2 separate regions of the Mus musculus genome follow, and region 1 is linked to region 2. A link is a loop called in an ENCODE intact Hi-C map of the cell type or tissue named here. Cell type or tissue: left cerebral cortex. All regions are shown on one strand. Links, peaks and the distances in the headings refer to the core of each region. The heading gives the core; the rest is flanking DNA.

Region 1 (15,657 bases), core at 5,746-10,745, 460 kb before region 2:
CAGATGCTCCATCTTATCCTGGGGTAGCCGGGAGGAAGGGAACTGAGGTTTATAATATGTATGCCTGAGCCTTAGGGCACCTCATCTGTGAGATGGCCCAGACCCCAATTCAGGGAGGTAATGGCATGTAGCAGGATTGGAAGAAGCTTGTCCAGTTTCTGCACTCACCACATCACCTTGCCTACCAGCCTCAGTCTCTGGCCCCTCCTGTGGCCCCATGGGCTGGTGGCAGCTTGGAAGAAGAGTGAGGGTCTGCTCTTAGCTCCAGACCTGACATGGTGTCATCCTGCCCCCCTCCCCACTTAGGAGAAGCACCCCAAGTAAGATGAGGTTAAGGACACCAAGGGTTTTAAGTGGATGAAATGTGTCATACTCTGATACTTGTTTCATGGGTGAGTTCGGGAGGGAGAGACAGTAAGAACACCTTCCTTCCCCTCGAGGGAGCTAAGGGTTAATGGAAGGCTCCTGACCAGAGAGCCCTTCTCATCTTTGCCCAGTTAACCTAGTGCCCTCATCTGCTCTGGCCCCACTCAGACCTGTTGCTCAGAGGACTGGCTTATCAGACCATGCTGAGAGGACATAGACACACAGACACATCTTGCAGCCATACAGAATCCTGAAGTCCCACTGTAAACCCTTCAGTCTGAGGAAGGGTGGACGCTGAGGTTGTCCTGAGGCCACACCTGGCGTGTGTCTACTGGCACGCAGTGTGTGTCTGACACCCTCATCAGCTCTGCCCTCCGGGAGAAGGACAGATGATGAGAGAGGTGCACCCCACCCAGCTTTGTAGCCAGGATGGGTAGGACATCTCTGATGGATCCAACCAGAGGACGACACCTGAGCGGGCTAGGAGGGCTTCCTGAAGGAAGGCTTCTCTGAGCACTGTTGGGGCCCAGTGCCCACCTTTGGGAGGCAAGGCTCAGTAAACACACAAGGCTGGAGTCTTCTTCCCCTTGCAGACTGGACGGCTTTTGAGTGAGGAGAGGCAGGATGGTGGTGTCCCTTAAGACGTTGTCTCAAGGACACAGGAGGGATCAGAGAGGCCTAAAGGGGGACTGAGGCTGGCAGGCAAGGTGGTGTGGTGAATGCAGGAACTGGACCAGGGTGTGGCAATAAGGAGACAGGTGTGTGCAGACGCCAGCAGAGCTGGGGGCATCTGAGGACACTCCCAGAGAAGATGCCTAGTGGGACCCAGGAACTGCCTTGCTGTCTGAGTCCCAGACCTTACAGGCAGGCTGCATTTAACGTTAGCTACAGGGCCAGGAGGCCAGACTGAGGATGATGCTCTGGCCTCTGGACCAGCCCCCTTGCCACTTCCGTACCAGCTGGTAGCCACACCCCCATGCCTGGGAACCTGCTACCTTTGAGGTCTTCATCTTCCAGGGCAGGCGTCACTAGGGACATCCATGTTCAGTCAAAGTCATTTCCAAATGACTCCCGACCCTGCTCCAAAGACGTGCAAACTCTAGTGGTACTCATTGCTGTCTCCCTGCGCATCCTTCCAGTGAGAGCCAATCCCCGACCCAACAGTCCTGGCCCTGGGCTTGCAGAAGCCTCGCCGAGGCGGTGTGGAGGCGGAGCCTGTGTCTGTGTGGAATCAGGTGTCCCTTCTTAGGGCCCTTTGGGAGCCCCCTCCATCTTCCCATTTGGCACCCTGAGTGTGTCGCTGGCCCTTTAAAGCAGATCAGGGTCTGGCGTTGAGGGGAAAAAAAAAAGTACCAGATTTCTGCTGTCTGCTTACATGCCTGGCCTTGGGAGGGAAAGGGGAGTCACTCCAGCCCCCAATAGGGGCATTGGAAGGGCAGGTGGAGCCAGTAGCATTGATTGCAGTAACCTGATCCCGCGGGGGAGGCGACGACATCGTTGCGTGTCGGGCTGCCAAGGGAGGAAGCTGCCCGCATCTGAGGGTTGGGCCAGGAAGAGTTGGGGCTGGGGCCTGGGTCGGCAGCTGCGGCCTCCTCTCTGGCCCATCTATTTTTAATGAGCTCCCCAGGCTTCTGCAGCCGGCCGGATGCAGAAAGGCAGGCCCAGTTGGTGGAGGCCAGAAGTCCCAGCCCTGCCTTGAGCTCTGGCCCCCCTACCCTTCTGGGCATGAGAGGGCAGCCCTGGAGCCCCGCAGCCCCCTGGCCGGGCAGGGCTCTTCATGCAGCTGGTACTGAAGATGGATTCGAGCCCAGACAATGACAGCTGGTTGGAGGATCAGTGGGAGCACTGGTAGGGTCCTGGGGCCTGGCCTCGTGGGGGAAGGGCGAGTCGGGAGGCGCTCCACGGAGCTCAGGGGCCCTGTTTAGACTGAGTGAGGTAAAAGGCAGAGGTGTGAGCCTTCTAGGCATCCCTGGGAGCTACACCCTGTCCTTCCTCTCCTGGGTGACCTTGGATGAGCTTGTATGCCTCTATTATGTACCTAACCTCCTGGTCTCTGGAAAAAGGCCCAGGCATTCTCTCCAAGTCCCCAGATGTCCCATTTATACTAAGCCAGACAGAATACCAGGGTTAGGGTGAGCCGGTGCAGGGGACAGGCCGGCACCACAGTGGCAGTCTCAGCAGTGCATTCCAAGGTGGGCACACAGAGTAGCCTGGGCTTCTGGAAGCCTGTTAGTGTTCTAGTACCAAGTGTTCTCCATGGTCTCTCACAAGCCCTAGCCTTGGTCTTCCCTGACCGCATGTGTCCAGGGTCCTTACACCAGCTGAGGTTATGTAGTTGAAGAGATGACACCAAGAATGTTAGCAGGGAGTCCCAGGTCTCCTTCACTGTGACCATGGCTCAATGGTGTATATCTTTGTGGATGAGAGAAAGGGGCACCTACTGTGCCCTTCTGGTGGCTCTTTGGGTCTTGATAACTGTGGAGTGCAAAAGTTTCCCTACTCTGGTACCTCTTGGGGTTGACATGGCCTTGGCAGTGCCTTGGCCACGGAGGCATCTCTCCAATAGAGCCGAAACTCTGCACAGTTGGGCCTTCTAGGACTGCCTTCTGGTTGGCAGCAGGATGGAGAACTCCCAGCCGGCGATGCTGGAGAAACCTGGAGCTGCCTCCTCCGCCACCCTAGGTGGAATGCCTTTTGGCTCCAACCCCAAATCCTTCTCCTACCACTGTGCTGACAGACTGAGTCCTTCGTCTGGGAGCTGCTACCTGGCTCCCAGTGTCTTCCCCTGAAAAGAGGGAGATGCCAGCAGGCTTAGACGGGCGATGACCCCCTGGGTTGTAACTGTGGTTTCTGTCCTCACCAGGCTCACCCATGACATCAGCCTGGAGGAGTTTGAGGATGAAGACCTTTCGGAGATCACTGACGAGTGTGGCATCAGCCTGCAGTGCAAAGACACCCTGTCTCTCCGGGTAAGGGCTGGGAGGATGGGGACAGAGATGAGGGGACCCCAATATTTACAAAGGAGTTTTTGAGTGTGTGTGGCACTCCCAGGAAGTGAAATAACAATACAGGAAGCATCCGGTATAATGTTTGACACATCTTGTGTGCTCAATCCGAAATCTTCATTTAATATTTTGTATTGTTTTGCTGGTGCTAAAGCCAGAAGCAACTCCTTCAGTTGCTCACAGGGAGAGAGAATGGAGGAGGCTTGAGGGCCAGAGTTAAGAGAAGGGCCTCTCAGGAGCATCTTGGCAGAGGGCCTGCAGGGTGGAGCCTGGTGGACTCTGCAGTGCTTTGGGGCAGGAAAGAGGAGCCCGGGTGCTGCTGGACTAGCTCCTGTGGCTGCTGCCTCTGCACCACCCTGACCACACCACCAGCCTTTTAGGCTCTCAGTGGCCCCACAGAGGGCTTGTTCCAGTATTGATATTGCTCGGAGCTCCTGGGTTTTACCATAGTGACAGACTCTCTCCTGTCTTCATATCTGAGTGCCAGGGTACCCAGGATACATGGGGATCCCCATTCTGTCGTCAGAACACAAAGCAGGGACTTACTTGCAGGATACGGAAGGCAACTGTACAGGGTTCAGTATCAGAAGCCAGAACTTTATCTATAGCAGGCAGTTGAGGAGCTAGATATGGCCTTTTGGTGGCTGTGGTGTGAGCCAGGGGAGGGAATTTGTCTTAGTGGTGCCCTCCCAGTATCCCTAGCACTTTTAGAAACTTTTAGGCAAAGGAAAGCAAGCTGGGAAGATGACTTTATGGTTCCCACATCAAATCCTTCCCTCTCTTATCAGGCCAGCAAGGATAGAGGCAGAAGCTACTTCTGGGCTTCATCAGTGGTCCTAGAGCTAGGTCATGACTTCCCTAAGGTCCTATACCTGCTCTGAACTTTGAAACCACTGTTGCCCATATGTAGGGCTGCAGAAGGTCTTCTGCAATTAGCCAGAACTCCCTCCACCCCTGGTAGTACTTGACTAACGAGGGTGATCTCCTGGTGGGAGTCTAGTCAAAGGCTCAGCCGCTTTAACGCATATTTCGCTGTGTCTTTTCCTCTCTGGTAACCGGGAGGACAGTAGTATAGGCCCAGTCAACTCTTGAGGGTTGAAAAAAAAAAAAAAAAAAAAATCAGAGGATCTGTCCAAGGTGCCAGGAGTTAGAGGCAGCAGCATTGGAAGTAGCACATAGTTCAAGACTAGGGATGTGTTCCGGTTAGGGATCCCCTTCGGGATCCGCACTGCGGTCTTCCTCACCTGGCTGACTTGCACTTTTCCCAGTTTGCTTCAGTGACCCCTTCAAATGCCAGTTGTCTCACTCATCCCTATTGGGGCAGGAATTCCTGGGCGACCCCTAGGTCTCCATGGCAACAGTGGTGATTTCACTCTGGGCTCGGCTTACAACCCGGGTGAGGTCACTGGCCGTTACCAAGGGAACGGAAGGGTGCAAGGAATCTGGAGGGGGGAACCGTGGGAGAGGAGAGACGTGGGCGGGTTCTCTGTGCTAGCTGGAGTAGGGATGCGGCCTCCGCGGGGAAGGAGGGGTAGCGGACGGGAGAGGCCCAGTGCTTCTGTCTCCGCCTGGCTCCCAGTGTTTCTCCCCTTGCGGCCGCAGAATGGACTCGTCCGATTGGGAGGCGGGGCACAGAGGCATCAGACCCACCCCTCCTGCGAGACCCCTCCCCCGCTCACAAGGCCCCTCCCCTGACTCCCCTCCGTCCGCGCCGTGCAGCCCCCGCGCGCCGGGCTGCTGTCTGCGGGTAGCAGCGGCAGCGCGGGGAGCCGGCTGCAGGCGGAGATGCTGCAGATGGACCTGATCGACGCGGCAGGTGACACTCCGGGCGCCGAGGACGACGAGGAGGAGGAGGACGACGAGCTCGCTGCCCAACGACCAGGAGTGGGGCCTCCCAAAGCGGAGTCCAACCAGGATCCGGCGCCTCGCAGCCAGGGCCAGGGCCCGGGCACAGGCAGCGGAGACACCTACCGACCCAAGAGGCCTACCACGCTCAACCTTTTCCCGCAGGTGCCGCGGTCTCAGGTGAGCAACCCTGGGCAGAGAGAGGGGGCGGTGCCCTGGGTGGACCGGAAAGATGGAGGGGCGCGGGCCTGTTGGTGATGCCGGGGAGGGACAGGCTTTCTGCAGGGAAGGATAGAGGAAGGGCTTGAAGAGGGACAGCAAAGTCTGTCCTGAGAGGGACTGAATCCAGCTGTCTGGGTATGGAGCCTGCATTGCTAGGGATTTGTGTAGGGAGAGTTGCAGAGAACTAACAAAGGAGTTGAGGTCCTGCAGTTAGGTCCTCTTTGGGTTAGTGCATCTGGGAGGGTTGAGGCAGCAGCAGGGCCTGGGGAAAAAGAGCCTCTGAAATGAGATGAAGGTGGGGAAGGGAATTCAGGGTCTGTCTCCAGTTGGACATCTCAGCAGCTGGACATTCCAGAAGGCAGCAATAGAGATGGGGTGGGGATGGAATTGCTTGGCTGAGTTGGGGGACCTAGGGCCCCTTGCTGGTGGCTGGATGCCAAAGAGGGCTGCCTCGACCCATTGTCTTACAGGCCTAGTCAGGAGAGATACTGGGAGGGAAGAAGCTGGGGAGGTAGGGCTGCTGATGGATGGCGCAGGGGCTGCAAGGAAGGGGTTGGTCCCTTTCCCAGTATCCTCTGGCATGGCTTCTGGCAGCCCAGCTCATCAATGGTGTGTGTTGCTTATGGCATTCTCTGGGGAGGAAGCCCAAGTTGTGTGTGGAGAGCCTTGTGCAGGGGCACTGTTCAGGGTCTCAGGAGGCTGAGAATGTGGGGTTCGTGAGCATCCTGGGAGATGCAGGAAGGAGGGCTGCTGATATTACATCTGTCATTCCTCAGTCACATGGTTCAAAGTGGGGGTGAGTGTTCTGGAGTCATGGTTTGAATGACTCACCCAGGCCCACAGGCAACTTCCGGGGAGACCCTTCCTTGTGCCAGGATGTCCTTGCCACTTTGCTAGACCCCCCAACTTTCTGAGCTCGAGGACAGGGAGTCAGTCGCTAGGTTCTTCACCAGGGTTGGGTTTGTGCATGGGAACACGTCTCCTGTCAGTGTCTGGGCTGCTGTCTTGCTCTCCTGGGAGCTGTGCTTCTTCCTCCAACATCTGCTACTCAGCACCCACACTGGCCAGCACCACTGCATCTCTTGAGGGTTGTCTCCAAGCCAGCAGGCCTGTGGGGAGGGTGCTAACTTCCCACCCTGCCTGCCTGCTAGAGGATGGTTGGCAGAAAGGCCTTTGGCAAGGCAAGATGGGGTGGGAACAGCCTAGGGATGGCCTGATGGGGGCAGGACCAGGGCCTCCCTGTGCCGGGCACTGCTGACTACTGCTTCTTCATAAGAGCCTTTTGTTCTCTGCATAGGACACGCTGAATAATAACTCTTTAGGCAAAAAGCACAGTTGGCAGGACCGTGTGTCTCGATCATCCTCCCCTCTGAAGACAGGTAAGTCAGGCCTCTCTCCCCAAGCTGGAGACCCAGCAGTCTTCACCTGGCTCACCTGGGCTGAGGTCATCTGGAAGCCAGTGGCTGGCTGCAGAGGACAGTTGGGAAGAGGAGGGGACAGGTATCTGGACAGAGGTTCTGCCCTCAGCACCCACCTGCCTGTCCTCCAGGAGAACAGACGCCTCCACATGAACACATCTGCCTGAGTGATGAGCTGCCACCCCAGGGCAGTCCTGTTCCCACCCAGGACCGCGGCACTTCCACCGACAGCCCTTGTCGCCGAAGTGCAGCCACCCAGATGGCACCTCCAAGCGGTCCCCCTGCCACTGCGCCTGGTGGCCGGGGCCACTCCCATCGAGACCGAATCCACTACCAGGCAGATGTGCGGCTCGAGGCGACTGAGGAGATCTACCTGACCCCAGTGCAGAGGCCCCCAGACCCTGCAGAACCCACCTCCACCTTCATGCCACCCACGGAGAGCCGGATGTCAGTTAGCTCCGATCCAGACCCTGCCGCTTACTCTGTAACTGCGGGGCGGCCACACCCCTCCATCAGTGAAGAGGATGAGGGCTTCGACTGCCTGTCATCCCCAGAGCGAGCTGAGCCACCAGGTGGAGGGTGGCGGGGAAGCCTCGGGGAGCCACCACCGCCTCCACGGGCCTCACTGAGCTCGGACACCAGCGCACTGTCCTACGACTCGGTCAAGTACACACTGGTGGTGGATGAACATGCCCAGCTTGAGTTGGTGAGCCTGCGGCCGTGCTTTGGAGATTACAGTGACGAAAGCGACTCTGCCACTGTCTATGACAACTGTGCCTCTGCCTCCTCGCCCTACGAGTCAGCCATTGGTGAGGAGTATGAGGAGGCCCCTCAGCCCCGGCCTCCCACCTGCCTCTCAGAGGACTCCACCCCGGATGAGCCTGATGTCCACTTCTCTAAGAAGTTTCTGAATGTCTTCATGAGTGGCCGCTCTCGTTCCTCCAGTGAGTCGGTGAACGGGGGGAGCAGTGTGGGAACCTGAACAGGACCTCACACACCACATAGTCTGCCTGACAGCAAGACAGAGCTTTCTACCTGCTCTGAGCCACCTCCTCCAAACTATTGCCTTCCCACAGGTGCTGAGTCCTTTGGGCTGTTCTCCTGCGTCATCAATGGGGAGGAGCATGAGCAAACCCATCGGGCTATATTCAGGTGAGGGCTGCCCCCTTCCTTGCCTCTGCCAGCTCATCACTGGCATCCCCTCAGCTGCTGGGGGACCATACCCTCTTGTAGGAACTCAGCTTAGTGACAAAGTGCTGAGGTGCCGTGAACTATAGGTGCTAGGACTATACACCTAACCTGGGTAGGGGTCGGAGAGATGCCCACCCTACATAGAACCTATGTACCCTAGGCAAGCTGCTCACTTTCATTTAAATTTCTTAAGGCCTAGGCTCCCTTTCTCCCTGGCCCCTGGGTTTTTGGATAGGAGTGTCACGTGTTCCTTCAGAGTCGGCACTGTGACGGGCACATGGGTAATCTGCAAACGTCAGCAGCTCAGGACCCCAGACTGGGCCTGGCTGCAGCACCTCCCGTGCCCTTGGGGACAGGTTTGTGCCTCGGCATGAAGATGAACTTGAGCTGGAAGTGGATGACCCCCTGCTGGTGGAGCTGCAGGCAGAAGACTATTGGTATGAGGCCTATAACATGCGCACCGGAGCCCGCGGGGTCTTCCCTGCCTACTATGCCATTGAGGTCACCAAGGAGCCTGAGCACATGGCAGGTAGTACGCTTCCCCCGGTCTGGTCTTACCCACCCCTGCCATCTGCCTGCCAACTCGCTGCCAGTGAACACACACCCCAGGTCTTAGGGAGAAGAGGAGAGGTCATTTCAGTTCCACTTCACAGTTAGTGCCCCGCCAAGTCAGGGCCTGTGGGGATGGTGGCATCGTCGTCTGCTGCCTGAGTCACTCTTCATGCTCCTCTCTCCTTGGCTCAGCTCAGAGCCCCTTGCTGATGGCTCTCTTAGACTCCTCCTTGTATGCTTGCTTTCCAGCCCTTGCCAAAAACAGCGACTGGATTGACCAGTTCCGGGTGAAGTTCCTGGGGTCTGTCCAGGTTCCTTATCACAAGGGCAATGATGTCCTCTGTGCTGCTATGCAAAAGGTACCCACGTTTGGATCCATGCTTCTTCCTGGGGGGTGGGGGAGCCTATTCTCAGCCAGCCCACACTATTGGGGAAAAGGATACAGGGATCTGGAGGCTGTGCTGTGACACAGTGAGACAGCTTCCAACAGAAGCCCATCCCTCCACAGATCGCCACCACCCGCCGGCTCACCGTGCACTTTAACCCGCCCTCCAGCTGTGTCCTTGAGATCAGTGTCAGGGGTGTCAAGATAGGCGTCAAAGCTGATGATGCTCTGGAGGCCAAGGTGACTTCCTTCAAGCCTCAGCCTTCTTGCCTATGGGCATCTCCTCCCCCTTGGTCTCTTGCCTGCTGTGTGAGCCTAACCCCAGACACCGCATTGTCTCTCCTGCCTACTTCCTACCAGCTGACTTCTTGCTTCTCCCATCACTCCTGTAGGGAAATAAATGTAGCCACTTCTTCCAGCTAAAGAACATCTCTTTCTGTGGATACCATCCAAAGAATAACAAGTGAGTACAAGGAGCAGTCATGAGAGTCCCATTGGACATCTTCAGACATGGTGGGTGAGTAGGGCTCAGAATCTTATCTCACAGATGCCTGCCTTCCACAGGTACTTTGGGTTTATCACTAAGCACCCTGCTGACCACCGGTTTGCCTGCCATGTCTTTGTGTCTGAAGATTCCACCAAAGCCCTGGCGGAGTCTGTGGGGTACGTGTGTACGTGTGTGTGTGTGTACGTGTGTGTGCACGTGCTGTTTTCATGCTCAGTTGTCAGCATCACCCCTGCCCTCTAGTTCTGGAAGCCCCAATCCTGGAAGAGGCTGGGAGGTCCCAAGAAGCCCAGGCTCTGGACCACTCCTTGTTGATTAGCCACTGGTCCTCTTCCCCACTTGGCCCTTTCTCTTTGGGCAGTAACTGCCCAGAGGACAGTTAAGCTGTCCCCAGCCCCGGATCTCCCTTGTGGAGCCTGGGATGAGGCTCCTGGTCACCCCCATGTCCCCCACTTCCCAGGCGTGCATTTCAGCAGTTCTACAAGCAGTTTGTGGAGTATACCTGTCCTACAGAAGATATCTACTTGGAGTAGCAGCACCCCCACTCTCTGCAGCCCCTCAGCCCCAAGCCAGTGCAAGGACAGCTGGCTGCTGACAGGATGTGGTACTGCCACAAAAGAATGGGGGAATGAGGGCTGTTGGGTCGGGGGGGCCGGGGTTTGGGGAGAGGCAGATGCAGTTTATTGTAATATATGGGGTTAGATTAATCTATGGAGGACAGTACAGGCTCTCTGGGGACTGGGGAAGGGTGGGGCTGGGGGGTGGGGGGTCAGGCCCCTGGCCACAGAGGGACTCCCTAGGAACAGAGGCACTGTCCCATCCTGGGCCTGTTTCATGCTAGGGGCCCTGGCTTTCTGGCTCTTGGCTCCTGCCTTGACAAAGCCCATGCCACCTGGAAGTGTCCAGCTTCCCTTGTCCCCACCTTGACCGGAGCCCTGAGCTCAGGCTGAGCCCACGCACCTCCAAAGGACTTTCCAGTAAGGAAATGGCAACGTGTGACCGTGGAGACCCTGTTCTCATCTGTGGGGCCTCTGGGCAGCTCCAACCTCCAGCCTGGCTAGCACACAGGTCCTCGCAAGGTTGTGTGTGCAAGGAGAGGGCCACAGTAAGCCCCATCTGCCAGGAAAAGGAGGCCTCTTAGCTGGCCCCAGCCAGCCGGTCACTGTCTTGTCACCTGGCTACTATTAAAGTGCCATTTCTTGTCTGGATCAGAGTGGGTGTATTTACTTGGACCCCTGCTGGGCCTTCTTGCGCCACACAAGCTATGGAGCCAAGCACTTGCTGCCCAGAATAGCTTTATGCGGGGTTCCCATCACAGGTTCACATCATAGTAATAGTCAGCCATGTTGGGCCCGTCCCGCTTGCGCTGCTGGGCCTGGGAGAGAAGGGGTCGGGGCCCACCTGGCCTCGGGTGCTTGGGTCTGAGCCCATAGTCTAAAGAGAGAAGAGAGAAGGGTGGAAAGAAATACTGCTGACTGGGAATGGGGCTATAGCCAGCTCTCAAGAGGCAGTCTGGGAGTAGAAGTAGGGCTTAGCCCTAGCGGACCTCTAAGGGCACCTGCTATGGAAGGTGGGGGAGGGGAGAGAAATACTACCCTACCATCCACCAGGCCTGAGAGAGGCTGCAACAGTTCCAGCGGGGCTGAAAATTCCTCCGGAACAGATTGCTGAGACCTATGGGAAATATTGCTGTGCTGAGCCCTAACCCAAAAGGCCATTGCCACTTCTTTGTGAGGGACAGTCCAGGGTGAAGACTTCATGAACTAACCCTTCCCAGGATAATGGTCAGCCTCTTCCAGAGTCTTCTAGGCCCTGAGGCTCTGGCCTTACCTCTGGGGCTGAGGTCGAAGGAGTGCGCCTGCCAAGATGAGGTAAAAAAGGAAGAGACTGAGTCCAGCCCTGGGGTACAGAGCCCCAAGCATGGCGAGAACCATTGTCTCCAGTCCCTGCTGTGGGGGCTATCTGCCCCTCCCCCAGCCCGACAGAACCTGGTGCCAGTTCTCAGGGCCACCTCACAAAGGACATTAATTCCAGAGTTCAACATCAGCACTATCACACATGTCCCTGCCAGGACACACCTCCCTTTAGTTCTAGGGACCTGCCAATTCCATACTATCCAACTCCAAAGCCCTGTCCATCACTCTAGACTACTGGATGCCACCAGTCCTCCATACCCACATGGAGTCCCCATGGTCTGCTGGGGTTATCTGTCTCCCATCCCAGTGCCTTGGTCGAGCCTCTCCCATGTCATGCCCAATTGTCAGAGTACCCATGCACTTTCTTCTCTGCCTGCCCACCAACCCATTTACCATGGAGTGCTGAAGATAAGGTCAGCAGCTCCTTTCCCCACTGCCCACCACACCAAGTATATGACACCAGACCTTCCCTGGGGCCTCAGGCCACCCAGTCCCTATGCCCTTACAGCACAGCACTTCAGTGAGATCCACCAAGATTCCACAGTCGCCTTATCTGACAGCTATGGGCTAGAGTAACTTGGTGGCTGAGTCTCTATCCAGCTCCAAAATGCCAAGCCTGTGGTGGTTTTGGTTCACAGCCTGATGGGAAGCTTGGCTCTCCTCTGCTATCACTGCAGGAGGCACCTGCCACTGTGCTGCCTGACACTACTTCCGTCTCCAAGATCTTAGCAGTTATGGTCACAGATTTCCTCTGATCATCGGGACCTGCGGGGCTGGAACTATGCCTTGCATGGCATTGAATAACCACTACAGTGCAAGCACCCAGAGGACACCTGTCAGGCTAAGCAGAGGGTCACAGGTTCCAAAGCCAACAAACGGACAAACTGTCCTTCCCACTACCCTGGCTCACAGCAGGCATCTATGGCTCTCAGAATCATGTGACAAGCATGTCAGGTTAAGGCTGAGACTATGAGGGCATCTTGGATGAGGGGAGACCTGAGGGACAGGTGCAGGCAGTGTTCTCCAAAGGCCATTGGCAGCACTTCTGGGAACAGTCCACACAAGGACAGGAGGGAGGGAGGGAGGTGTGACAGCTTAGCCCTATGGTCCCACAATGAGACTGCCATTGAGTTTGAAGCCCACAAGTCTCTTGTCTAAAAGGGAAGGGCAGAAGAAGAGAGGAAAGGACAGGGAGTATGGACAGAAGAGTTGAGGCCCACGCAGTCCTGCCACACCCTCCTCTGTCTTCTCCAAGTAGCCTGCATGGCTCCAGCAATCTGTCTTCCTGAGCCAGTCAGCCTGTGGAGAAGTGTCCTGGAGAGAAACTCCAGCACACACCCAAACTCTGCCCATTCCCTTACAGACTCAGGGTCACTCTATCTCCTGCGGTAGAGAAGAGCATCTCCTAGGGCTTGCTGGTCAGCCCTGCAGGGGAAAGGATAAACGGGGGCCCTGGCTACAAGGAATGTTAGGTAGACTACGGTAATCCATGGCCCAGTTCAGCTTGTCTTCACCAGGGACTAGTGAGATGGAAGCATCTAGTCAGGCAGCTGAGGCAAACGGTGACCCATGCCGGAGAAGGCTAAGTGACAGCAGCTCCCTGGGCCTGATGGAGATCTCCTGCTCTGTGACGAGGAGCAGAATGCAGTGGCTTCCTTCTAGGAGGATGTGAAGAGGAACAGCTGTGGTGACTGGGCTGAAGAGCTGAGCTGCAGGAGAGGAGCTGCTGATGACACAGAGCCACATGCTGGACACTACCAGAGTCAGGTTTATTAGAGAAGAGGGGCCTGGGGGAACTGGAGGGCTGAGGGGCCCTGCCCAGAGCAGCAGAGCACAGCACATGGCCCTCTGCCCCAGCTCCCTCATGGCTGTCAGCCCCAACTGTAGAAATAGATTTTCTGCCAGGAGGGCAAGTAGTCCATGAGCGGCCCTGCAATGGAGGGAAGGGGGATGGGGGGCGGGGTTAGAGGAGCCAGGCCCCTGGCCCCAGGCCCTGCAATGGAGGGAAGCGGGGTTAGAGGAGCCAGGCCCCTGGCCCTGCCCTGTGCCCTGTTCTGACACTGCCACCAGCAGAGCAGCTCGAGACCACACCTCCTGCCTCTGATGCTATGTTAGAGATTAGGTCACAGACAAGGTGCCCAGGTTGCCAGGGAACATGCTCAGCATGTCTTCCTTTATGGCTGGGTACCCAGGCAAGCCCCAAGGCCCCTCCTTGCCTTACCAGATAAGTCTGCCTCCAAATATGCAGGTCCCAAAGGCAGGAGGAGGCTTGCCAACCTGATATGGCCTAATAATCCAACACAGGCACTGTTCTGGCCACAGCCCCACCTCCATGGGCCACCTTCGGCCCTGGCACTGTCACCTCCCAGTACTGATTTCAGGTTCACTCCTGACTGCCCATTAATCACACCAAAAAAGGACAGAGCAAACATTAAAACGGGCCCTTTGTGCCTCAGGGACATCCCACACCACGTTGTCCTACCACACTTACTTGCCACCAGACCCACGCCAGGGATGTGGTCTGTAAGCAGCTGGAGCAGGAAGAGGATCTTGGCTCTGATTGGGGAAAAGAACAGCATGCTGAGGGGCAGGCGGGGCGGCTCCCTGCTGACCAGGAGCTAAAGGCCTTTACTGAGCACCAGGCATCTCAGAAAACAAGGGACTAGGACCCAACGAAAGGCTAGACCACCGGAAGTCTGCTTGTCCACAGCTGCACCCCATGTTCCCAGCTGTCAGATTGTCAGCTGGCAGACGTCACTCATACCCCTCCCCTCCTCTCTTTTCTACCTTCCTACCATTGGTATTCAACAACAGTGCTTCCTAGGGGCCACTCAGAGCAAGGTCTGTACCCTGGAAGTTTCCGGAGGGAAGGAAGCTGGTGAAAGAGCAGAACTACACAGAAACCTCACCAGCCAATGCTCAGAGTAGGCGGGGTCTGGGAAGGTCCCCTCTGCCTCAGAGAGAGGCTTAAGATAGGGGATTTCCACAGGAGAACTTGGGGCGGGTTGGAGATGTGGTTCATGTGCTTAGCATTGAGGCCTGCGGCTTGAACCCCAGCAGTCCTCGGGGGGACAAGACCTAACATCACGTCATTATATATCAAGCACAGGCAAACACATTCGGTTACCGCATGCTATAAAACCTATCAGCCGGGCCCCAACACTGTCCCTGTTTACAGGCGAGGACATGAGCCCAGCTCCTGCTCAGACACCCCACCATATGTCATAGTGCCCTGGCAGGCCTTTTTCAGAGATTTCTCTGGCTAATGCAGGGGCTCTGATCCTCAAAGTTGATCAGTGTTGGGTGGGCCCAGCAGTAACAGTCTAGTGGAGGCCTGCTTAGTTGCCCAGCCCCTTTGAAGCATAGCGCCTGCTCTGCGAAGTGGATGTCCCATGGAGAAAAGAACTGGAGAGGGGCAGTCTGCACCAACTGTGCCCTGCAGATCTTGTACCCTGCTGTCAGCAGTCTCTCAACACCAAGTATGAAAATTCACACTGGCCTGTCCCCTTTGAGGGCAGGCCATGTGGCTCTGGAGGCTAAATAGCACCAGAGCCAGCAGTTACTCAGCAGACCCCAGCCCTCTCCATGCAGCACGGAATACCCTGGTGATGGGAGGAAGGCTATCCTTACTCAGAGAAGCGGTCATAGAACGGTGAGCGTAGCAGGTAGTATAGCAGCAGGATTGTGCGACGCCTCAGTTCTAGCCGCTCCCTCCGGGTCAAGTTCTTCCTGTCACTCAGGAGACTCAGGCTGTAGGGGAAGGGACATAGGGACAAGGATGACCTATGACTCTGAGAAAGAAAAAGCCACACAGCAAGCAGAGAGCCCCATGGAACTCCATATCCTCACCCATTCTCACCTAGTCATATCTACCACACCAGACAGTAGCCAGGGTGTCCACGATCGCTGACCCCATAAGCCCAGGCTGAGCACTGACGGTCAAGATGTCAAGGATATCTGCAGTGCAGGGTCCAGCTCAGCTCCTCCCCAGCCCGCCACCAGCACAGCTAAGGATACAGTGCAGCAGGGGCCGGGCGATGTACAAAGACTCTGCAATGGTCTCCTGCAACCCCAGAGGTGTTGGGGGTGTGCTCAGTTCCTCCTGCTGCTGTTTCTGCCGAATTTCCCGCTGCTGAGGGGCTCCCCAGTACCGTGAGTGCAGGGATGGGCCTAGAATATAAAGACAAGGTCAGTGAGCCAGGAGCCAGAGTGGGTGCTGACAGAAGCCAGTCCTACGGGCTCACACTGACCT
Region 2 (15,657 bases), core at 3,900-8,899:
GCTTCTGTCTCAGCAGGAGCCCGATGGGGCTGGAGCCAAGTCCCCGATGTGCCACCAACTCTCCTCCAAGTGGTGTTTCCTGGATGGTGAGTCCGACATGAAGGGTCCTTTCTAGGTAGGGCTAGGCCGTCCTGCTGGTGGGGGAACCTGGGCTGATTTAACAGAAGAGCTGGGCTGGGATAAGGACAGACCTCATACTCAGCCTCATACTCTCTTCTATAGCCACCACTGCCAGCCGCTTCTACAGGATCGACAGAGCCCAGGTGAGCCCTGCAGGCCTTCGCCATCCACACACTCAGACCTCTGTGGGCAAGCCTCGGGGTTAGGGGCACAAGCCAGGCACGCTCACCACAGCCTATGGCTATAATATACTCACATGCCTGTGGCTGTGGATCACATGTCCCCACCCTCCAGGAATGCACAGGGATGGCGCCAACAGAAAAAGCTGGCATGCCAGAAAAGGCTTTCTAGGTGGGTGGAAGGGAGGGCCTGGAAGTGCATTGCTATCCAGGGAAACAGAAGAAAATAGCCGGGGCTAGATCACCTGTCTTGGCAGTGGGAGGTAGTTGTTGAGCTGGTGAATGCCACACATAGAGGCCAGGGAACCATGGAAAGCAATAATGGAAACTAAGGGGTGGGAAGAGGGGTAACCCACCTCCCTGCTGCCTCCCCTGGGAGTTCTTGGTCTGAGAGAGGCTTCTCTAGGTCTGCTGCCTTGCTTCTGGTCCCCAAACCGCCCCCCGCCACTGGAAACTAAGGGCCGTGTGCCCAGCACGGACGGACGGACGGACGGACCGACCTTCAGTTCTAACCCCCTCCCCGACAGGAGCACCTCAACTATGTGACGGAGATTGCCCAGGACGAGATTTACATCCTAGACCCAGAGCTTCTGGGAGCATCAGCCCGGCCTGACCTCCCCACCCCTACCTCCCCACTCCCTGCTTCCCCCTGCTCCCCTACACCCGGGTGAGTCCCAGAGCCCCAGAGCCCCCCAACCACCTCTCCCCTGGCTTTAAATCCTGTCTGCTGGCTGCAGGCATGGAATTTCCACCAGCAGGAGCACTTAGGAGCACCACACTCTGTCCCTCTGCTATCGTGCCCCCCACCAGCGGGAGCACCCCCCCATTCTACTGTCTCCAGGCCTGAAAGTGCAAGTCCAAACCGGCCACTCCCAGCTCAGAACACCCTCTCTTAGAAGCTCTTCCATTCTGCACCTCCTGGCCTCTCTAAGCCCAGCATTTCCCGTTTGTCACCACAGGGCCTCAGCCCGGGTTCCTTGGGGGGGTCCCAGGCCATCCTCTGGACTTTTGCCCTTATTGTCTCAGACACTCCCCACCTCCATCTTAGCTTGGCTTTTCCCTCTCAGAGGGATCTTTTCCAGGAATGCCACCTGCGGGTTGGAAAGTGTCCACCTCCGCTTGGTCACACTGCCCTGCTGTGTTTAGTGGCACTTCCAGATCCCTTGATCATTGGTTGGCTTGTGTCCGAGCTAGGACATGAACCCCATGAGGCCAGGGTCTCCATCTGTCTGCTCGCTCCCTACTTGTACCCTACAGTGTGTGATACACAGTAGGCATTCAGTACTCTGGAAAAAATGAAGGCCACCATGGTTGGTACCAGGGAAGGAGGCCAGCTGAGCTGAGCTGGGTCACATCTCACCCTGTTCTGTTCACAGGTCAATGCAGGGGGACACTGCACTGCCCCAAGGTGAGGCCTCTTCCCCTAAAGCCCTGCTGCTTTCCCTGGTCATATGTGGGAGGCTCAGTGGGGGGTCAGGGTTCACTATAGCTCACACGCATAGCCATTGAGTCCCGTGGGATCGCTTTCCTGCACAAGCCCAGCCTTTGACATACACGCCCCACATTGTTCACACATCAACCCATGTTCAGCCTCTGACCTCAGGGTTGATGGGCAGCTCTTCTGTGCAGGTGAAGAACTGATTGAAGCAGCCAAGAGGAATGACTGCTGCAAGGTACTACTAGTCAAAGCTTGGCCTTGCCTCTGGAGGCCCTCACCCAGGGAGGGATTGGGCCCTTGTCATCTGTCATCAGCTGGTCCTCTATGGTGCTGCCCTGTCTAGGTGGCTTCCGACTAGGGACTACTTAATACAGTTTGCCTGTCCCCTGTCCCTTGTACTTGGAAGGGGGTCGGTCTTAAAGGAACTATGGGCTCTCTGGCTTGGTTGGCTGTGCATTTGGGGGAGTCCCTCATTCATAGGATGACAAGACTTATGCCTCTAATGACTCCAAAAACACCCTCAGAAGCCAGGTGTGGGGGCGCACACGTTTAATCCAGCACTTAGGAGGCAGAAGCAGTAGGGTCCCTGTGAGTTTGAGGCTAACCTTGTCTACCTAGTTGAGGACAGTCAAGACTACAGAAAAAGACCAAAAAACCAAAGCCTCAGAAGTGCCTAAGGAGTAACTTAAGTGAGCCTGTGCCTGGGTCCATGCCTGTGAAGGGTGGGTGATCCAGCCCTGCTCTACCCTGCCCACTGCCCTTAGCTCCAGGAGCTACACCGAGCAGGAGGTGACCTCATGCACCGTGACCAGAAGAGCCGCACGCTCTTGCACCACGCGGTCAGCACTGGCAGTAAGGAAGTGGTCCGCTATCTGCTGGATCATGGTAAGCTGCGTTGCTGGGGCTGGGAGGGAGAAAGGGGGAGCCAGGCTCTTAGCATCCCCTTTCCTTTTATCTGCAGCACCTCCAGAGATCCTTGATGCTGTGGAGGAGAAGTGAGTATCTGAGACACAGGCCCCTGGTTCACCAGAAAACCACCTTCCTTCAGGTCTAACCATTTGGTCACCCAGAGCCCAAGAACCCTTTGTGGCTAGCACTGAGCACCCTTCCCCCTCTTGCCAAACTCCTGCCCTTTCTAATGGCTGTTGGGAGACTGCTGGGCAGGCCTAGAGAACTGCAAGTGTCTACAACCAGCCCCTGTTCCCCAGTGGGGAGACCTGTCTACACCAGGCAGCCGCCCTGGGTCAGCGCACCATCTGCCACTACATTGTGGAAGCCGGGGCCTCCCTCATGAAGACAGATCTGCAGGTGAGTTGCCTGGCAGAGCACAAACTCACCCTTTCCCAGACTTGGGGGCAGGGCTAGGGAATTTCAAGCTCTTCTGAGCCAACACAGTCCAGGCCCTGAGAAACCTGAGCCAGCAGGGGGAAAGCTTGTGACCTCTGAGGATACCCTCCCCCTCTGGCTCCGTAGAAGAACCCCTGCCCTTTCCTAAGGCCTTGGGGGCCCTTCCACCCTTTTCCAGGGCGACACTCCCCGGCAGCGCGCTGAGAAGGCTCAAGACACAGAGCTCGCTGCCTACCTGGAGAACAGACAGCATTACCAGATGATCCAGCGTGAGGACCAGGAGACAGCTGTGTAGTTAAGGGGACCATGGATCAACAAGGGACACTACCAGAGGACTCTCCTTGCCCATCTCACTGCCACATTCCTGTCAGATGGCTATGGGGGGACCCTGCCACAGGGAAGGAGCCCCGTGCCACCCCCTGAGAAGCTGTTCAGATCTAGGGCTGGACTCTAAGGAGCTGGACTCTCACCTGTCCCTGGTTTCATGGGGAACAGGAAACAGGCTGGGCTGGCTGGTTCCCTCCCTTCAGGGCAGCCTCCAGCTCACCACAGCAGATGGAAGGGCTGGACAGAGCTCAGCATCGATGTCAGGGAGGCCTGCACTCAGCAGGACTTTCAAAAGCCACCTGATCCTTTGGGCTCTCTGGAGGGTTCTGGGTACCTAACCCTCCTCTCTGATCCACCCACCCTGGGCATCCCAGAAACTCAAGAGCCTGCTGTATTCACTTGCCCGCTGCCCTGCTTGGCACCTACCCTGGTCTTCCTCCTCATGTATCCAGCCATTTCATTTCGGACTGTATGGCCTGGGGTGGGGGGTGGGGCTCCCACGGTGACTTGTTTACAGCTGGGTGTGACTCAGTAAAGTGAATTTTTTTTCCTTTCTTGTTTTCTTTTTTTCTTGTTGTGGGGGACTCACATGAGCAATGGTGTGTGCTGGGTAATCCTTGGGGTCGGGGAAATGGCCACCAACATCTCAGATCACTTCGGGAGATGGGTCTGCCCCGATCCTGACCTCTGCCTAGGGCCTTAGGCTCACAGCGCCTGGGGCGGAGCTGATTTTCCCGCTCCTGCAGGGATGATAACAATGAAAGTAAAAGAGGTGGGGCGGGGGCCAGGCTTGGGTTCTTTGGTCTTTTGGCCCTGTGCCCTGGAGCAGTCCCCTCCCCCTGGCTTGTACTGGGGGGGGGGGGGGGGATCTGCTTGAGGTGAGCCTGAGGCCCCAGGGTCAGGGGTGGGCGGTTATCACCTCCGGGGGAAGCCCGGTCTGGAACTTCTCAGACAGCTCTTGTCAGCGACAAGATTTACCAAACTCATTTCTATGTGCTTCCCCATCCCCCCCAACGCCCTTCCCTCCTCCTCCTCCCCCAAACCTGCACTAGAAAAAGGCTCTCGAGCCTTGCTCACCCGGAGCCATCTGAGGTCCCAGGTACCCAGCTCCCTGCCACATCAGAGACCCTTCTTGCACTCTGAGTGAACTGATTAAAAAAAAAAAAAAAAAAAAAAAACCAAGCCGGAGGTGAGCCGGGCCTCGAAGGGAAGGTTCGCGGGTGCGGTGGCCGCCCCGAGCCTGTGACACCAGGACATACTCCCGGGGCCCGCGGTGGGCAAGCGAAGTGGTGACCTGAGAGCTGACAGGCTGCGAGAGGGAAAAGTATAGACAGGCCTAGACCAGGGGAAGGGGAGGGGATAGAGAGCTGGGCCTGCTACGAGGGGACCTGAGCCAGAAGCGCACTGGTAAAACCGAACTCCAGGACCAGAGACCCAGAGATCAGAGGTGAGAGGCACAGACGCGGGAGTCCCGGCTCGGCGAGGGGCGGGAGTGGAGGCGGGGACTAGGGGGGTCTGGGGAGGTGCGGGTTTGGGGGGAGGGGGCGGGTCCTTCCACGGGATGGGGGGAGGGGCGGGGGCCCATGTGACCGGCTCAGACCGGTTCTGGAGACAAAAGGGGCCTTAGCGGCCTTAGCGGGACAGGCCGGAGCGGGAGGGAGCGAAGCATCGAGCAGTGAGCGAGTGAGCGCACGCAGTGGCTGTGGCCCCAGTCCCTTCAGGCGGCTGCTCTGCCACCAAGGGGGCTGAGGTGGGGGTGGGGGTACGCTGAGACATCGGTTCCAAGTCCTCCCTCCGTCTCCCCCTTGTCGGTCCGACGTTTTGGGCCTGGAAAGTGGGACAAGTCAGTCAAGGGTGGGAGGTCCTTCCCGCGGTTCCTAGCGGAGAAGAGACTAGGCGAGAAACTCTAACCCAGGTTTTACCCCTAGGATGCAGCACCGAGGCTTCTTCCTTCTCGCCCTTCTTGCCCTCTTGGTGGTCACGTCCGCGGTGGCCAAAAAAAAAGGTGATGGGATAGGATGGGCTCAGGAGTAAAAGCTGGGGTGGGCAGGTGAGGCAGGCCGTGTGACCAAGTGCTGGTCCGGCACGCCATGTCCTTAACTTTGTTCCTTGCGCCCTGTAGAGAAGGTGAAGAAGGGCAGCGAGTGTTCGGAGTGGACCTGGGGGCCCTGCACCCCCAGCAGCAAGGACTGCGGCATGGGCTTCCGCGAGGGTACCTGTGGGGCCCAGACCCAGCGCGTCCATTGCAAGGTGCCCTGCAACTGGAAGAAGGAATTTGGAGGTGAGGTGGCGCGCGGGAGGAGGGCGGGAAGCCAGAGGGTATGTCCTTATAAACCGGAGGCAGGGAGGACATCCACAACCCTCCTGTCTCTCACCGTGGGGCCACTCTCCCATCAGCCGACTGCAAATACAAGTTTGAGAGCTGGGGGGCGTGTGATGGGAGCACTGGCACCAAAGCCCGCCAAGGGACCCTGAAGAAGGCGCGGTACAATGCCCAGTGCCAGGAGACCATCCGCGTGACTAAGCCCTGCACCTCCAAGACCAAGTCAAAGACCAAAGGTCAGCGAATATGGTGGGGTTGTGGGCCAGGCTACTCCATGCTCTGTCTCTGCAGAGCAGTCTTAAAGTTAGGAATGGGCAGGCACTTGAGGGCCACTCTCAGGAGATGCTAAACCCTCTGCCCAAGTAGGAACTACTCTTTCTGTTGGATCATCCGACCTGGGTTCCTGGGAAAGGCTTGTCTTTGTCAACTGAGGAAGGTGGGGTGGGATCAGGGAGGAGTTAACTCTGCGCTTAAAACTATGGAAAGGCTGTCCCAAAGGTACATGCTGCTACCTGACTCCCAACAGCTATTGAGGCCAGCAGGGCAGAGGTGACTCTGCCCATTTCCCCGGTGAGGAACTTGGAGTACTCTGATCCTAGATGAAAATAGAAAGTTGAAAGTCAGGCTTGGTAGCTCGTGCCTGTAAAAAGCGGCACTTCAGGACTGAGGCAGTAACACTGCCTTGAGTTCAAGGTTACAGACTGAGAGACTTGAGAGTCTGTCTTTAAAGGGGGGGGGGGGGCGCGAGGGTTAAAAAGTTGAACGAATAAAGAAAGGTTTCATATCACATGGCTGCCCTTTCCCACCACTTCCAGGTGAACTGGTCAGTCACCACTAGGGGGCAGGATTTTCTCTCCTTGATGGACATGTCTGCGTTGTCTGGTGAGTCCGAGCTAGGTCACCCACCGCACTAATGCATCTCCGTTATTGTTTTCCAGCCAAGAAAGGAAAAGGAAAGGACTAAGTCAGGAGGCCAGAGAGCCTCCGGCCTCGCCTGGAGCCTGAACGGAGCCCTCCTCTCCCACAGGCCCAAGATATAACCCACCAGTGCCTTTTGTCTTCCTGTCAGCTCTGTCAATCACGCCTGTCCTCTCACGCCCACACCAAGTGCCCAAAGTGGGGAGGGACAAGAGATTCTGGAAAGTGAGCCTCCCCATACCCTCTTTTGTTCTCCCCACCCTGATACTTGTTATTAAGAAATGAATAAAATAAACTCACTTTTTTCCAATAAAAGCTTCTTTTTTAATATATAAAAGCCCCTTCCCAGTTTGCCATGGAGCTCTGTCGGAGGTGGGAAGATGGGGAAAGATGGACTGAGGGGAGCTGAGGGCTATGAAGGAAGTGCTCCCTACAGCTCGTGGAAAAAGAGCAGAACATTTACAAAAAAAAAAAAAAAAAAAAAAAAAGTCTCCCAGGGACCCACAGGGCTGGGGTTAGGGAAGGGGACCTAGGTGACTCACTTGAACTCTGTCCCAGCTCATCAAGAGTTTCTGGTCCAGGCTACTGCAAGTCTGGAATTTTCTCATTGGGGATCCATGAGGGTGCTTGCTTGTGTCATTCGCCACTGTGGGCTGTATGGATCACCAAGTTCCCCACCATCACCTTTCCCTCCTTGGACCCATACCTCCCTCCGCTCAGAGGTAGAGAGGAACACTGCCCACTGCTGTTCATTTGATGTGTGACCTGGGGGGGGGGGTTCTTGACAATTTGACAATAAGATCCACCATTAATTGATTCAGTCCCCTGGAGTCTGTATCTCGGCTTAGCATGGCCTCCCAGTTGCCCTGTCCAGATGACTGCTGGCCAGGGGAGTGCCAAAGGGCTTGGCTTCCCATCCAGAGCCTGGCTGAGCAACAGTGGCAGGGAAGTCCCTCACCTTGGAGTGGGACTTGGGGGCAGGGGAAGGGCTGAGCCTACATGCAAGGGAGAGGAGGGCGCAGGAAGGCGGAAAGCACCGATTACAGCATAACGGGGGACCCCACCCTTGCAAGCCTGGCTCCTTTTGCTCCTCTCAAGATGCTCCCAAGTTCTGCTCTATTCATCCACCTCCACCGATGGTTGGCCTTGATAGAGCCACTGCCCACTCCAGCCATCGTCCCCCATCTTCCTGAGGCAAGGTAAAAGATATGGGCCAGGTGGTGCCAGTTCAGACCGTCCCTGGGCCGAGCCTCCTAGGCTTCAGTAGAGATCTGCTCTCCCATCCCAGCGAAGAGCCTCTTGTACCTCACGGTGTCTGGGAGACCTGTTCTCTTCAGCAGATGCGAACTCAGAGTGGGGCCGCCTACTCTCTCCTCCACAGCCGGTGAGCCATGTGGTTCCCCGGTACACACTCTTGACACCAGCACCTCCTAAGGCACCTGCCCGTCTACCTGGCTGTGCCGATGTTCCGATACTGGCACAGCAAAAGGTGCCGGAAGGTCTTTTTGAAAGTGGCATTGCAGAGTGCATAGCAGGCAGGGTTGATCGTGCTGTTGACGTAGCAGAGCCAGTAGCCGATGGACCACACCCTTTCGGGGATACAGCTCTGGCAAAAGGTGTTCACCAGGACCATGACATTGTAGGGTGTCCAGGTGAGGATGAAGGCCAGCAGAATGGCAAAGATTGTCCGAGTCACTTTGCGCTCCCGGGCCGCCATCTGCCGCTTCTTGCGCACCTGGTTACGAGCGATGCTGGCAAACTTTCGGGCCACATTGGCTGCTGGGCGCATACCAGCTGGCGTGGCAGGTACGATCTCGATGGCAGTCACACATTCACTGCCTGTCTGCTTTGTCACAATTTGGATCTTGGACCACTTGGAGGCTGGGTTGAGGGTTCGTGGCTGCAGGGTAGGAGCGGGCAGCGCTGGTGTGGTGGCGGCCTCTGTGGTGGACAGCTCTGTGGGTGGCCGTTCCTTGGTGTTCTGGGTGGCACTGCCTGAGCTGGACTCATTGGAAGTGTCCTTGTCAGCCACTGGGCGTGGAGGCGGGGGCAGGGCTGGCGGAGGAGCCTCTTCTAGCTTCCCGTTGCGCAGTTCCTCTCGAGAAGCGCCCCCTGGTGGAGGTTTCTTAATGCTCGGCTTCATCAGAGGGCTCTTGAGGAAAGCCAGAGTCTTGGCCTTCTTCTCCTTGGGGCCCTCGGGTCGATGCTTGTGAACACGGCTGCGGCTGGCCAGCGAGATATGAATATACAGCACCGTCATGATGACCACAGGCAGGTAGAAGGCAGCAATGGCTGTGCCGAAGGTCACCGCCGGGTTGGACAAGAACTGGATGAAGCACTGGTTATCAGGCACTGTCCTCTTGCCCACCACAAACTGCCAGAACAAGATGGCAGGGGCCCAGAGTACAAAGGACAAGACCCAGGCGGCTGCAATCATGAGGCCTGCCATCTTAGTAGTGCGGCGGGCTGGATAGGTGAGGGGCTTGGTGACGCAGAAATAGCGGTCAAAGCTGATGATGAGAAGGTTCATGACAGAGGCATTGCTCACCACATAGTCCAGGGCCAGCCACAGGTCACAGACCACGGCACCCAGGGGCCAGTAGCCCTTGATGATGTATAAGGTGTAAAGGTTCATAGAGAACGCCCCTATGATGAGATCTGCACACGCCAGGCTGAACAGGAAGTAGTTGTTGACTGTCTGCAACTGCCTGTTGACCTTGATGGACAGCATCACCAGGATGTTACCCACCACAGTCACCAGGCTCAGGGAACCAGTCACTGTCGCAATGAACACCATCTCCACTGTCTCCAGGTGGTTGTGGGCTGTTGTGACCAGGCGCACAGACTGATTGGCTGAGCTGCCATTGACAGGTGTGAAGTTCGCCATGCTGAACCCAACTGGAGACAGGTGGGCAGTGGCTGGAGGAGGAAGGAGACAGCACAGAAGTGAATGGTGGAAGAGGATGGGGGAGGGGGGAGGGGGGGAGGAGTCACAAACTGTGGCTGGAGGAACTTTATCCAGGAAAATGTCAGGGCTCCCTGTGCCAACCATTCCTGAGTTCTCAGTCCTCTACCGTTTACTGGAAGCTTCCTCAGGCAAGTACTGTAATCAGCTCAGGGCTGAGGTTATAAAAGTGAATGAACACACATGGTCCCCATCTCAGAATGGATCATCTAGTTTTGGGGGGAAACAGAAACACATGGCGGGGGAGGGGGACACTGCTAGAAAGAAGATGGTGAAGGGAAGGCTGAGAGAGAAGACGGGAGAGAACTTGGTGCTTGCTGGCTGATCACCGGCCTCACCCTGAAGATGACGCAGATGAGGGCAAGGAGGAAAGCTGGTGGGAAGGAAGGCAAGGAGATACGGCAAAGGCCCAGAGACAGAGCTCAGGAAAGCAAGGGGCATGAGGAAATGGCCCCAAGGACTTGAAGCAGGCAGCGGGGCCAAATGTCTAGTTGTTTGCCCACTCAGGCCTGTCACTTCCCAACCCCTGTTTTTTGGTTACTGAAGGTTGTAGACAAAGCTATACACATGGCAGACATGTGCCACACACGTGTACCGCTGAGCTACATCTGCAGCCCCACTTGCTCATCTCTTTTCTTTCTTCTTCTTCCTTTAATTTTTTTGTTTGTTTGTTTTTGAAAGAAGGTCTTACTGTGTAGACCTGGCTGACCTCAAAGTCACAGGCCTTGATCTGCCTGCCTCTGCCTCTAGAGGACCAGAACTGCAGGTATGCTCCACCATGTCCAGCCACGTGGACATTTCTTAACCAATCGTGGCCAAGGGAGATTTGTTCTCCCATTCCTACACTGTCGTCGTCATCATCACCACCACCACCACCATCATCATCATCGCAGCCAGCATAGATTGTCTACTGAGTTCCTGCACTCTGTGTTTCCTCACAACCGAAGGCAGATATTGAGGAAACAGGCTCAGAGGTGTTAAATAAGGTTCCACATTTCCTTGACATCCTGTGGCTGCTCCAGTGCATTTGGGAGCAAGGAGAGCAGTCAAGAAAGACACAGGACCTGATGGTTCTAAGGGCTAGGGAGGTCACGCTAGCGACCAGAGGAGGTGAGGTGGGAGCTGGGACACCTGGAAGAGGAAGAATAGGAAAGGGACTAGAGAGATGACGCAGGAAGTTCAGCTTCGCCTGCCCAGCCCAGTCCCAGGGGTGAAGAATGGACAGAGTGGGGGCTGTTAGATCCCCAGCAAAGAAATCAGAAGCCTGAAAGACACAGCAGCTGAAGAAGGGTCTATTTGATTTCCCAAGAACTAAGGACAAGCTCCCTCGTGGAGCCAAAAGATGAGGGAATTACCCCGGAGCCAGCCTAAGAGTTCACATCCCACACAGAGGATGACCCAGCTAAAGTCCTACAGAGCCCCTCCCCAGAGTTTGCCTTCCCTCCCACCAGGCTCCCTTCATCTCTCCTCCTCCCCTTCCTCTTCCATACATGTGAGGGAGGCCCACGCCCAGCACGCTGTGCCAGGGCAGCCGCTCAGCCCAGCCTCCTTCACACCCGCCAACACACAAGCATTCCACATACGCACAAAGGCACCATCTCAGCCACACGCAGGTCGTATACGCAGTCCTGTGCGTCTGTGTGTGCATCTGTGTGTGTGTGCGTGCACGCGCGTGCATGCGAGCCTGTGTGTGTGTGTAAGAGGAAGAGAGGGTGCAGCAGCCAGCTGTGGAGGAACAGGCGCCAAGTCTGCAGCTTGGGTTCAATAGTAGGCCAGCAAGGTCTAGCTGTACAGTCCGAGGAGAACCATTTGCCCTCTGAGAACTAGTTCTGTCATTTACAAAATAGAGGATCTTGTCCCACTATGGCCTTTGAACAGCCAGGGGACCCCCTTAGCACCTCAGCTTGCTCTCCAACTGGAAATGGCACCAGCCAAGCTTGGGCCAAGCTCTCCAGCTCCAACACAAGAGATACAAGAGATTGCCTTCTGGCTTCAAAGTTAAATCCACTGGTCAAAGGAAGACAGGAGGAAGTGGGGTAGTGACACTCCAAGGTCACCCAAGGAGTCAAGGGCAAAAGACAGATCAGTTCTTTCAAGGGACTCCACAGTGGTATTCAGCTCCAAAATGGGGCCTTAAGCATCAGATGCTTGGAGGGTAGCATCAAGCATAGAGGCTGTTCTCCCTACCTCACCCCACCCCAAATACCCACTGGCAGGGACAGGGACGAGGCAGTAGGGGAGCCATTAGCATGCACCAAGGAAACCTTCACTTTAGTCTCTCAGGACCAGAGCACAGCCAGCAGCCAGCAGGATAAGAAGATGAAGGTGGGGAGGTGGGGGGCAAGATGTGTGAGCTAGGAAAAATACAATCTCTCTTGTTTATTGAGTCAGAAGCCCCTCAAAGTTTACTGCCTATAGCACCCAGACAAGGTAAGTACTATTGGTAACCTCCTCTTACAGACATAAAAGTCCTCTTACCGAAGGGCATCGTGATAATGAACCTGATCAAAGTCATCCATTCGTAAGAAGGGGAGGGTCTGCGACACTTTATCTCCAAGATATTCCCCAAACCACACAGGATAGAAGCCCCCCAAGATGCATCTTAGATGTGGAACCCTCATATTCCAGTTCCCTCACTTGGGTTTGACCTTTTGTCCTCCTGGGACCAAGAAACAGCCTTGACAAGTAAATGACCAGATGAATGGTGGGTGGTTTGGTCTTCCCGGAGCCCCGACAGATGCAGACTGGGTAAATTCAGTTTTCTCAACTTGGTCCCAGTTTTCTTTCTAGACTTCTCTGATAGTCTCTCAGATGTTCAGACCACAGCACCTTCAGGCACAATTCTCTGCCTCCCCCCCCCCCCCAAATCCCGCCCATCTAGAATCCGAGAAGGCAAGCAGCCATCACCCTGGCCTGTGAGCACCGCTAGATGGCAATGTCGGTCCCCGGTGCCAGCTCCGGACCCCGAGCCGGAGGTTCACCACGTCAAGTCCCAGAGTAAACCGCAAATACAGAAAAGCGTCAGGGCAGGGCTTCTCCCACAAAGGAGCAAAGGGAGGGAGATACTGCCTGTCTCCGTGGTCCCAGGTTGCCACAAAGGTCCCTTAGGTTCGGCCAGGGTTTCGAGGATGAAAAACTTTAGGGCGTCGGGATTCCACCCGCACCCCGCAAGGCACCCATCAAGGAACGTGTAGGTGGGAAAACGAGTGCGAGTTGTGTTTGTGTGTGACTACTCGGGAGCTCGAGTAGACACTAGTAGCTGTTTGCATGTGCCAGTGTGCGCCCCGCCACGCCTGGATACCGGTGCGCCTTTGAACGTGTGAGCATACCAGCGCCATGTGGACACGTGCGTGTGCATGTGTGTGCGTGTCTGGCCATAGAGCTTGGGTGGCCGTAACCGCGAATTTGTGTGCGGGAGCAAATGCTGGACTATCAGCGAATGACCAGTTCCCATGGCGGGAACCACCGGCAAGCGCCCGGTCTGTGGGTGGGGAAAGGGTTGAGAAAGGAGCAAAATTTGGGCTGCGAAGAAACCCTGACTTTGGAACCATTATCTTAGTGGCCCCAGGCACCTGGTCCTAACTGCATCGTCAAGAATGGAGAGCGTGCAGTCCCAGCAGTGGGCTGACTTCTGTCGAGAAGCCTCTGCGATAGTCGTCGAGCCGTGAGGGTCACCGAGCTCAGTTTGATGTGCCCTACGCATTGAGGGCAGGGGTAGAGCCTCCAAACGGGGAGCCCAGTCGAGGCCTGGGTCAGGAGGGTAAAATTGTTCTTCACTCTTCAACCCGCAACCCCTGGAGAGGCCCTGTCTAGTCCTGTCAGTCAAAATAGGCACCGAGTTCCCAAGCTGTGGGCTCAGGTCTATCTCAAAGACAATCTCGGGGCTTACCCTTGGGCCCATCTCCCGGCTCCATCACGTCTGGGTCCTGGTCGAAAGGGCCAAGGTTCTCCGATGCCCCGCCCTCCCATCAACCCCCAGGCACGCAGTTCCTGTAGTCTCTGGGCGTGGGCAATGTGCTTCCGCGGGTTCTCGAGCCCCTACCCCTGCTGGGGACAAGTCGGGAAAGGGTGCTCTGGGCGCCCGTGGGGTAGATTTTCGATTATTAAGTGATCACTTCAGGAAAGCTATGGCCCCCAGGACTGTTCCTGAGGCGGAGAGAAGCCTCTGTACTTTAGGGGAAGAGAGAGGGGTGCTGGATATTGGGCCAAATCATTGTGCCTAACACTTCCTCTAAGAGCTGGGAGGGTGGAGGGCTGGGAGATGTATCTCCCCGGATGAGTAAAAGAGAGGGTACTCCTGGAGAGGGGGAAGGGAAACAGGAGAGAACAGGGGTGTTTTCCGTCGGGGCTCAAGGTCGCGGACAGAGGACTCCAACGGGCTAGAGCGTACTGGAGGCTCCCGGTGGGCCAAGGTGGGAACGGAGGGCAGGGAGACGGGCGGGAAACGGGCGCTTTGGGGCTTCATCTTCCGGCGCCTTGAAGAAGAGCCAACGGGAGGGAGTGAGGGAGTGTGGGTCCTGACCCGACGGCTGCTCTGCTTCGGGGTTGGGCTGTGGGCTGGGACTATTCCTCCCCTAGCCTTCTCAATGATCACCAATCCCTAGAGGTTCACCTAGAGAAACCTTTTAGAGACCTGGGGTCCTTCTTCCAGAGGGGTGCCCCATCTCTGAGCTCTCCGCCCCTTCCGCACCGCGCTTGCCTTTCAAAGGGGTCTGGGGCCCTGTTCCAGCCCGACCCACCTCTGGAGACCTTCAGGGGGTCCCAGAACCCTACATCCTCATCTTGCATAGAAGCCCCCCGCCCCCGCGATTCCGCGGAGTTACTCACCCGCTGCTTCTGTCTTGCTCCGCTGGCGCCGGACAGACGGCGGAACTAGCCAGAGGCCCTGCGAGTCGGTGGGGTGGGCGACTGGGCCGGGGGCCGGGGGCGGGGACAGGGTGCCAAGGGGCGGCCCCTGCTTCGCCTGCAGCTCCCGGCGCTGTGGCTCCGACTCGCGCTCACGCTCGCACTTTTCTCCGAGCCGCGTGATGTCACAGGGAAGCAGCCAATCGTGGTGGGGACGCACCGCCCGCCCGGGGCCGGTCACCCAGCGGCGACGCGCGGGGGTCACCACCTGGAGTGTCAGGCACCCTTGATGCTCACACCCTTCCCGGGAGATGGCCCGCAACTCCGGACTCCAGCACCGAGGGCACCGCCCACAGTCGCCAGGGAGGATTAGCCTCCGGCTCTGCCCTCCGGGGGGTGGGGTGGGGGCTGTCCGCGTTGTCATGGGGACTAGGCGCCCCCTCGCGGGCTGGGGAAGAACCAGGCGGCCAAGCTTGGCTATGAGCCCCGCCTCCGCCCTAACCACGCACTCTGGACACCGAAGTGTTTTCGAACCTCTCCACGGCTTGTAGCCCCTTCGTCGTTCCGCCTGAGGTTAAATCCTGGTCTTGAGGGTTTGGCCCCAACAGGCCCCTGGTGTGCGGCGGGGCAGATCTAGCAACGTGCTTCTGTCGGGACAGAGCGCTGCCTGATAGCCGCTGGACAGCCAAAAGACTGCAGCCGTCGGGGCCTGGGGAAGAGCAGGTGAGACTGGACAGGCGAGCATCTACCCTGGCTAAAGATCTTGTCACTCTCCACGCCCGGGAAGGGACGCGCATTAGCTGTGAGACTGAAGATGGCACGAGTCTCCTATCCAGCCGCGAATGAGTTCATCGCTGCCTATGTGGGGAAGCCAGGTGCCCAAGGTCACCTGGGACAGAACAGGCCATGAAGGAAAGTCCAGTCTCCTAGACCTCCCGCAACAGTACTAGGCTAAGGCCCAAAGTAGGCAGGTTCAGCACCTCGGACAGCCCCACACGTCCTTGGTGCGAAGGCCAGTTGCTCAGATCAAGCACCCGCCAGCCAGGGTTGAATGCACCCCTTCGCGCCCGGGGTCCTGAGTACCGGTCACCCACAAAGCTTCTTGAGTGTCAACAGCCAATTAACTTTAAGCCGGCTGACTTCTTGGAAAAACCACCTGAGTCTCAGCTCTCCTCTACTCTCCTGCAAGGGCTGG

What was found. A loop is a pair of places that touch in the nucleus more often than their neighbours do. Peaks named below come from ENCODE experiments on the same cell type or tissue, not always from the same donor. Only the 100,000 strongest peaks of a DNase experiment are listed, where the experiment ranks them.
Region 1: it touches region 2 in a loop (4-fold over the local background); 1 of 42 quality-filtered maps calls a loop at or near these places.

The regions. Positions count from the first base shown.
Region 1 is chr2:92,378,714-92,394,370 of GRCm38, reverse strand. It overlaps Mapk8ip1 (mitogen-activated protein kinase 8 interacting protein 1), which reads left to right. Exons shown (of 12, transcript NM_011162.5): 2 at 3,230-3,335; 3 at 5,091-5,396; 4 at 6,736-6,817; 5 at 6,988-7,800; 6 at 7,933-8,008; 7 at 8,404-8,576; 8 at 8,849-8,958; 9 at 9,108-9,224; 10 at 9,377-9,447; 11 at 9,549-9,647; 12 at 9,950-10,695. The coding sequence ends at 10,022. It overlaps Mir7000 (microRNA 7000), which reads left to right and starts at 6,925; the gene lies at 6,925-6,987. It overlaps Pex16 (peroxisomal biogenesis factor 16), which reads right to left. Exons shown (of 11, transcript NM_145122.2): 7 at 15,423-15,575; 8 at 15,265-15,337; 9 at 15,036-15,155; 10 at 13,897-13,961; 11 at 13,151-13,335. The coding sequence ends at 13,277. 1700029I15Rik (RIKEN cDNA 1700029I15 gene) reads right to left here and starts at 11,453. Exons shown (of 3, transcript NM_183112.3): 1 at 11,320-11,453; 2 at 11,090-11,163; 3 at 10,768-10,923. The coding sequence starts at 11,423. The coding sequence ends at 10,802. In left cerebral cortex, for the core only: a CTCF peak has its summit at 8,453; DNase peaks (open chromatin) are centred at 6,506, 7,381, 8,474, 9,012 and 1 more place; H3K4me3 peaks cover 1,676 bases; H3K27ac peaks cover 3,425 bases.
Region 2 is chr2:91,921,131-91,936,787 of GRCm38, reverse strand. It overlaps Chrm4 (cholinergic receptor, muscarinic 4), which reads right to left and starts at 14,599. Exons shown (of 2, transcript NM_007699.2): 1 at 14,445-14,599; 2 at 6,959-9,571. The coding sequence starts at 9,539. The coding sequence ends at 8,100. It overlaps Mdk (midkine), which reads left to right and starts at 4,929. Exons shown (of 5, transcript NM_001012336.2): 1 at 4,929-5,094; 2 at 5,340-5,416; 3 at 5,534-5,692; 4 at 5,809-5,970; 5 at 6,673-6,983. The coding sequence starts at 5,341. The coding sequence ends at 6,698. Dgkz (diacylglycerol kinase zeta) reads left to right here. Exons shown (of 32, transcript NM_001166597.1): 24 at 17-86; 25 at 223-263; 26 at 827-966; 27 at 1,676-1,707; 28 at 1,929-1,972; 29 at 2,502-2,622; 30 at 2,699-2,732; 31 at 2,946-3,045; 32 at 3,263-3,961. The coding sequence ends at 3,379. Gm39876 (a long non-coding RNA gene) reads right to left here and starts at 4,571. Exons shown (of 2, transcript XR_866530.3): 1 at 4,489-4,571; 2 at 2,272-4,151. In left cerebral cortex, for the core only: CTCF peaks have their summits at 6,571 (motif pointing right) and 8,764 (motif pointing left); DNase peaks (open chromatin) are centred at 6,263, 6,603, 8,119, 8,729 and 1 more place; H3K4me3 peaks cover 1,406 bases; H3K27ac peaks cover 2,716 bases.